Linked DNA regions of Homo sapiens: region 2 is linked to region 1. A link is a contact called in ENCODE Hi-C or POLR2A ChIA-PET data. All regions are on one chromosome and are shown on one strand. Each heading gives the region's core, a stretch centred on a gene start or an enhancer-like site at or near the end of the contact. The rest is flanking DNA. Distances are from core to core; before and after follow the strand shown. Region 1 holds the start of ZNF774 (zinc finger protein 774). Region 2 holds the start of ZNF710 (zinc finger protein 710).

Region 1 (3,347 bases), core at 235-2,734:
ATTCTCCTGCCTCAGCCTCCCGAGTAGCTGGGACTACAGGCGCCCGCCACCACGCCCGGCTAATTTTTTCTATATTTAGTAGAGACGGGGTTTCACCATGTTAGCCAGGATGGTCTCGATCTCCTGACCTCGTGATCCTCCCGCCTCGGCCTCCCAAAGTGCTGGGATTACAGGCGTGAGCCACCACGCCCTGCCCCCAGAACGATCTTGAGAACAGAATGTTCCCAATAAATATCCACTGGAAAATGCACCTTATTTTTGTTGAAGGAATGGTGGAATTAGCATCAAAGGGATCTTCAACATTAACTCGGGCCGGGCACGGTGGCTCACGCCTGTAATCCCAGCACTTTAGGAAGCCGAGGCGGGCGGATCACGAGGTCAGGAGATGGAGATCATCCTGGCTAACATGGTGAAACCCCGTCTCTACTAAAAATACAAAAAATTAGCCGGGTGTGGTGGCGGGCGCCTGTAGTCCCAGCTACTCGGGAGGCTAAGGCAGGAGAATGGTGTGAACCTGGGAGGCAGAACTCGCAGTGAGCCGAGATCGTGCCACTGCACTCTAGCCTGGGCGACAGAGCGAGACTCCGTCTAAAAAAAAAAAAAAAAAAAAACTCTATGGCTGGTAATTCTAAGCGTTTTATAATACATCACAAAATGTTCTTTTATTTTTCTAAATTGCACTGAATCAACAAACGGAGTAGACAGGCACATTTTCTTCACTTTAAGGAAAGACTTTGTTGTTTTTTAGCTAGGGGCCGACCCAAAGTGATCACTGGCTCTCACATGAGACCCAGGAGCCTCCCCAGTTTGAAGCCCGATATCACATTTCCCAGAATACTTGATGCCCTCGCCCGCCTCCTCTGGCTATCAACCAGACGGAAAGGGGATGTGCCTGGGAGTTTGATGCCAAGGGAAGGATGCGGAATGTCTGTTTTCTACTAAGGGCTTCTGCTGGGCCTTTCCAATGTCCAGTTTGAGTTGGTCTGGGACCTGGCCTCCGCAAACACCCTGCAGGCTCCGGCCGCCGGGGATGAGGTGGAAGACTGGGCAGAAGAGAGGCCGCAAAGGCCCGAGGGCTGAGCTGCTCTGCGCTGGGGAGGGGCGAAGTGCCAGAGCGCGGGAGACCTCATGGTGGGCACCAGGCTGCTCCGCGGTAGGTGGGTGAGGCCAGGAGATTCACATCTGCAGATGCCACAGTGAGGATACAGCATTTAGATCCCTCGGCTCCAAACAGGCGGTTCCGGGGGACCGGTAGCTGGGGAATTGGGTTTAGCACTTTCCAACGCTTGGAACTGGACATCCACGGCTCCGAGTCCTTTGAGGTCTTGCTCGGGACTACGTTTCCCAGAAGGCTAGGCGATAATTGACAGCTCTATCAGCCTATGGACAGAGAAAAATTCTAGCCATGGAAACTGAAAAGCCAATAGCAAGAGGATGGGGGCGGTACTTTCCGGCCGCTGGCTGTCGAAGCCGGAGTCCCACCTGTGTCCCCACAGCCCTGTCACGAATCCCGGTCGGGTTCTGGGAGGCACAGCCTCGGGGTTGCGGGCCGGGTGCGGCTCGGCGGTGGAGGACTCACTTCCTGCTCCATCCCCGGCTGGGCCCTGGGGCGGTGAGTGATTCAAGGAGGGAGACCGCGGCGGCAGCGGCGCGCTGCTGAGGGGCGTGGAGGGGGCTTGCCCGCCACCCAGACGTTTTCTCAGCGGGGTTCCCGCGCTGGCCTTTGGGAGCCCCCGGGTCTTGCTGGGCTGTGGGAGAGGTAGCTGTGGTCTCTATACCGTCGGCGGGATAAGTCATTCTCTTAATCAGTTTTCTTGCTTCTCGATGGTGGTCCCAGGGTTTCAGCTGATCTGTGACCCTCTGACCGCCGCACCCCGGTTAGGGCGCGAGCACCGAGAAGAAGAACGGGGTTCGGCCCCACGCGTGCAGTCATGTTCCTATTAATAAACCCGGTGAACGCACTGGAGCTTCTCACAGTGGCACTTAGTCACAGCCCCTCAGCGCTGTGGGGCCTTTGAGGTCACCTGTGCATGGGGAAAGGGACGGGCTGGGAAACAGGGTTTCTATAACCGTGGCTAAGACGTCTCCCCTCCTCAGTGGCGCTGTCTCCAGCAAGTGGGCCCTGCAGCTGTGTTTTGTAATGAATGTAGAAATAAAAATTATACTCAAAACTCTTTTTTTTTTTTAGACGGAATTTCGCTCTTGTTGCCCAGGCTGGAATGCAATGGCGCTATCTCCTTTCACTGCAGTCTCCACCTCCCGGGTTCAGGCGATTCTCCTGCCTCAGCCTCCCAAGTAGTTGGGATTACAGGCGTGTGCCACCACACCCGGCTAATTTTGTATTCTTAGTAGAGACAGGGTTTCACCATGTTGGCCAGGCTGATCTCGAACTCCTGACCCCAGGTGATCCGCCCGTCTCGTCTTCCCAAAGTGCTGGGATTACAGTCATGAGCCACAGCACCTGGCCAATACTGAAAACTCTTATTACAATTTTTACTTTCTAATTACATTATTGTTGTTTGTTAAAGTTTTAAACCAGAGAGATGGTTTTTAGATCCTTAAAAACTCAATACTTTATAAATGACCAATAATAATGTCTGTAAATACAAAAATATTTCCCCCAAAAGTGTGTGTGTGTGTGTGTGTGTGTGTGTGTGTGTGTGTGTGTTCCAGTAGTAAATAGGTGATTTGTAGTGGGACAAAAGATGTGAAAGAGTAAAACTTCTTCACCACAGTCTGGTCCTTCCTCCCTTGAAATGCAATATTCTTTGTAGTGGGTGGTCATGCTGGCTGCATTTTTTTTTTTTTTAAGGGAGAGACAGGGGCTCACTCTGTTGCTAGGCTGGGGTGCAGTGGCGCCATCATAGCTCACTGCAGCCTGGAACTCCTGGGCTGAAGTGATCCTCCCACTTCAGCCTCCTGAGTAGCTGGGACCACAAGTGCATGCCACCATGCCTGGCTGATTTTTAAAAGTTCTTTGTAGAGAAAGAGGTCTCAATATGTTGCTGAGGCTGGTTTATTGGAAACTTTTTAAGGGAAAAAACATTATCTTAATTTCTATGTGACTCCTATGCCTGGCAACATATTAATTGTTGAATAAATGACTGATCCATCCAGTAATTCACTCTTGACTATCCTCCAAAAAGTAATGTTTTTCATGATATTGCTGTCGATTTATTAATATATTAATGATTGGTTTCAGCCCCTAAGAGTTGTGTTTTGTGCTTATTCCCACTTTCACTTATTTTTACAACCTATCCATGTCTTCTTTTTTTTAAAAAAAAAATGTCTTTTTCAGTCTTATTTCTGACTCCATTAAGATCTTGAAATAGAATGGTATCCAACAC
Region 2 (3,347 bases), core at 432-2,931, 350 kb before region 1:
GAGCACCAGGAGCTGGTTTAGGGTGGGGCGAGGGGCCGTGGCCTTGGGGCTCTCGTTTCTAAAGGCCCAGGGCTCAGGGCTGGGGGGAGGGGTGAGGAGTGGCAGGTCGTGTCCCCGGGAGGCTGCAGTCACTGGGGGAGAGACAATGGGGCTCAGCATCTGCTCCTCCCTGGGAGAAGGGACCCTTCAGTGAAAAGCCAGGGAGAGCAGGGAAGTGTGGGAGGAATTGATGAGGAGAAGGGGTGGAGCCAAGGAGATGCAGCCGGGAGGAAGGAAGGGAAGGGAAGGAAGGGAAGAGGGAGGGGAGAGGATCCAGGCTTTCCTTCCTCCCGGTGACCTGGTCCTGAGCCGCAGCTTCCCTTGCATTGTTCCCTGAGTTTGCTCTCGGGGCCCACCGAGACCTCACGTTTCTCCCCCTGGCTGCAGCCCCAGTCCGAGGGCCCGGCATCCAGCAGGTGCTCAATACTTACTTGGGAAAATGACAAATGTGACCAACTTTGCTTTGGGAACTTTCCCCCGTCTTCTCCCCACTCCTCCGGAGAACCCGAGGACAGAGCAGGTCTTGGGAGCACGCCCGGGCGCCCCATGAATAATTGACCCTTCCTGGCGGCACTGCCCGGCTCTGTCCGAGGGCTCCGGACCCGCCCTGCGTTGCAGTCGAGAAACGGCTCGGAGTGGCGGGTGTTCTGGAGGTTGGAGGCCTGGTGTCCGGCCTGCGCCGGAGCTGGAGGGCGGCGAGGCTGTGCCAAACCCCGCGGCCCCTCAGGGAGCCGAGAGGGACCTGACGGCCGCGCTGCCAGCGACCACGCCTCGGCGCCCCCCAGCAGTGCGCCCCGGGGCCGAGGCCCAGGCCCTGGGCTCGGGGACCCCGCCAGCCCGCCGATCCCAGCAGCTGCCCTGAGCCCCTTCTCCACCCGGGCCCTGGCGCTCGGAGCCCGCGCCGCTCCCTCGAGTCAGGCCGTCCAGGGCTCTGCTAACAGCTGTTTAAAGGCTTTTGCTGTTCAGTGCTCTGCGGGGATGTTTGTTCCAGGCCCATCTGCCTACTTTAAAAATACATAAGTGAAGCACACACACCCAGCTTGCCACCTCTGGCTGGGGAGGGGCGGGCTCGGCGGCCCTCGCTCGCACTTGGGAAGGAACCGGCACCCAGGAGCCGCACCCGTGCCCCAACACCCGCACCGGCTCTCCTCTCCAGAGGACGCCCCTGGCTTCCCTTGGGGGGGGCGGGGCGCAGGGCCCCCGGGCCCCCTTTGTACCGGACAGGGCCGGGCCCCCCATTTCCAAGCGAGGTCTGCCTCTTCCCCGCTTCAGTTAATCTTTGTTCCCCTTTTCTGCTGAGAGGAGAAAAAAAAAAGAGAGAGAGAGAAAGAAAGAAAAGAAGGAAAAAAGGCGTGACTTGATTTTCAAACGAAACTCCCACAGCAAACAAAACCCTTTTAGAGAAATAAGAAAGGAGGAAGAAGGAAGAAAAGAGGGAAGAAAAAAACAGGAGAAAGAAAACCCTTCAGGCTTTCAATTCGAGTGGGAGAGTTGAACCGAAAGAAAGAGAAAGAAAGGAAGAAAAATCCTCTGCGGTAGAAAGAGAAAAGAAAACTTGGGCTGACAAGAGGGAGGTGTTGGGGGTGGAAGGAAGTGAGAAAACAAAAGAGAGATAAAAGGGCTGCTTTTCTGTCTCTCTCTTCCTCTGCGAGCTGGCTTAGGAGGAGCTGTTTTGCATCCCTTCACGTCAGCCCTGCCTCATTCCCTTCTTCCAGGGAGGGAGAGAGCGCGAGCGAGAGAGCGAGCGAGAGGAGGGGGGAGAGAGAGAAAGAGAGGAGCCGGAGGGAGGGCGGCAGGAGCAGGCGGCGGGCGCGCGTGGAGGCGGGCGGCGGGCGCACAGCAGCAGCCCGGGCGGTGGGCAGCCAGGAGCCCCCGGCCCGGCCCGGCCCGGCCCGCCGAGGGCCCCAGCGCAGGAGCCGCGCCCGGACCCAGGGTGAGTGTCCCGCGCGGCCCCCCGCCCCAGCCCCAGCCCCAGCCCCGCAGCCCCGCGCTGCCGGCCGGCGGGGGCGCGGGGGGCGCGGGGGTGGGTCGCTGCGGCCGCGGCCGACCCGCCCCCCGCCTCTCCCTGGGGACGGCCGCGCGCAGGCCCGCGCCGCGCTGCAAACATGTCGTCTTTTCCTTTCACTTCCACATTCCCTCATGCCGGAGAGCTGGAGGGAGAGAGGGAGAGCCGGGGAAAGAGGGAGAGATGGCGTCTGGGGTGGGGGGGAGGGAGAGGAGGGGGAGGGGGAAGGGAGAGGGAGGGAGCGAGCGAAAGAGGGCGAGAGGGAGGAGAGCGCGCGAATGAGAGAGAGAGAGAGAGAGAGAGAGAGAGAGGCAAAAATGAAAGGAAAGCGTCGCGGCGGCGGCGGCGGCGGCGCGGGAGGCCCGGGAGGCGACGGTGGCGGAGGCTCTCGGGCCCGCACGTGGGTGTCCCGGTGCTGGGTGCGCTCCCCCCACACCCGGCCCGGGACTCAAAGTTTCACCCCCTCGCCGCCCCGCCCCTACGGCTGCCCACAAACTTTATTCTCGGAGCGGGTGGGGTTGTTGCGCGTCCCAGCCGGCCGGGGGTGGGGGAGAGCTGAGCGCGCCGCTGGCGGGGCTGGGGGCGTCCCCGAGGGCCACTGGCCGCCGCACGCTGGGCGCCGCGGGATCTCCGCCGGGACAGCGTCGGGGCGCCGCGGGCCGGGGACCCAGGACCGGCGCTCGCTGTCTGGGGGCGTGGGGGTGGGGGTGGCGGGCGGGGTCCCTACGGCCCGTCTTGAGCCTCCCGCGGCTCAGCCCCCCTTCCTCCTCGTCGCCCTCTCTCCGTCTTCTCGCGGTCATTTTCCTAATTGGATGGAGCTGTGGGGCGTGAGCACCAGCGTCAGATCGGGGCCCTCAGGCTACCAGGTGGGCGCGCGGGCTCGGGGACCGACGGGGCAGCCCCAGCCTCCCCACCCTAGGCGCACAGATCCCGCAGATCCGGCCCTTGGGCCACCGCCCCCTTCACCGCGGACTTGCTAACTAGTGCGTATCGGGTTTTTTTCCAACTTGCCTTTTAAGATGACTTTTATGGGCGCTGCAACTGCTTCCCTCCAGTCTAAGCTGTAGTTTGGAAAGATTTAAGAGGCCAGGGAGGTGCTTGTGTGGATTTTAACCAACCTGAAAGGGTCATTCATGTATCTCTAGGATTTGCGAGACGGTTAGGGCAAGGCGTAGCAGTATCCGGGGTGCCTTTTCTTTTTTCTTGATATGGAGTCTTGCTCTGTCGCCCAGGCTGGAGTGCAGTGGCGCGATCTCGGCTCACTGCAGCCTCCGTCTCCCGGGTTCAAGCGATTCTCCTGCCT

The links. A loop is a pair of places that touch in the nucleus more often than their neighbours do. ChIA-PET counts read pairs that join two places held with the same protein, here RNA polymerase II (POLR2A). Pooled maps may share reads with other maps.
Region 2: a pooled map shows a loop between it and region 1 (13-fold over the local background). The contact joins the promoter of ZNF710 here to the promoter of ZNF774 in region 1. A Hi-C loop is called at or near these places in 3 of 50 pooled maps. POLR2A ChIA-PET finds 5 or more read pairs at or near these places in 2 of 52 experiments (OCI-LY7 and activated T-cell).

The regions. Positions count from the first base shown.
Region 1 is chr15:90,350,800-90,354,146 of GRCh38, forward strand. It overlaps ZNF774 (zinc finger protein 774), which reads left to right and starts at 1,485. Exons shown (of 4, transcript NM_001004309.3): 1 at 1,485-1,612.
Region 2 is chr15:89,999,643-90,002,989 of GRCh38, forward strand. ZNF710 (zinc finger protein 710) reads left to right here and starts at 1,682. Exons shown (of 5, transcript NM_198526.4): 1 at 1,682-1,972. RefSeq lists silencers at 1,134-1,303, 1,712-1,880, 2,296-2,795 and enhancers at 2,495-3,263, 3,264-3,347.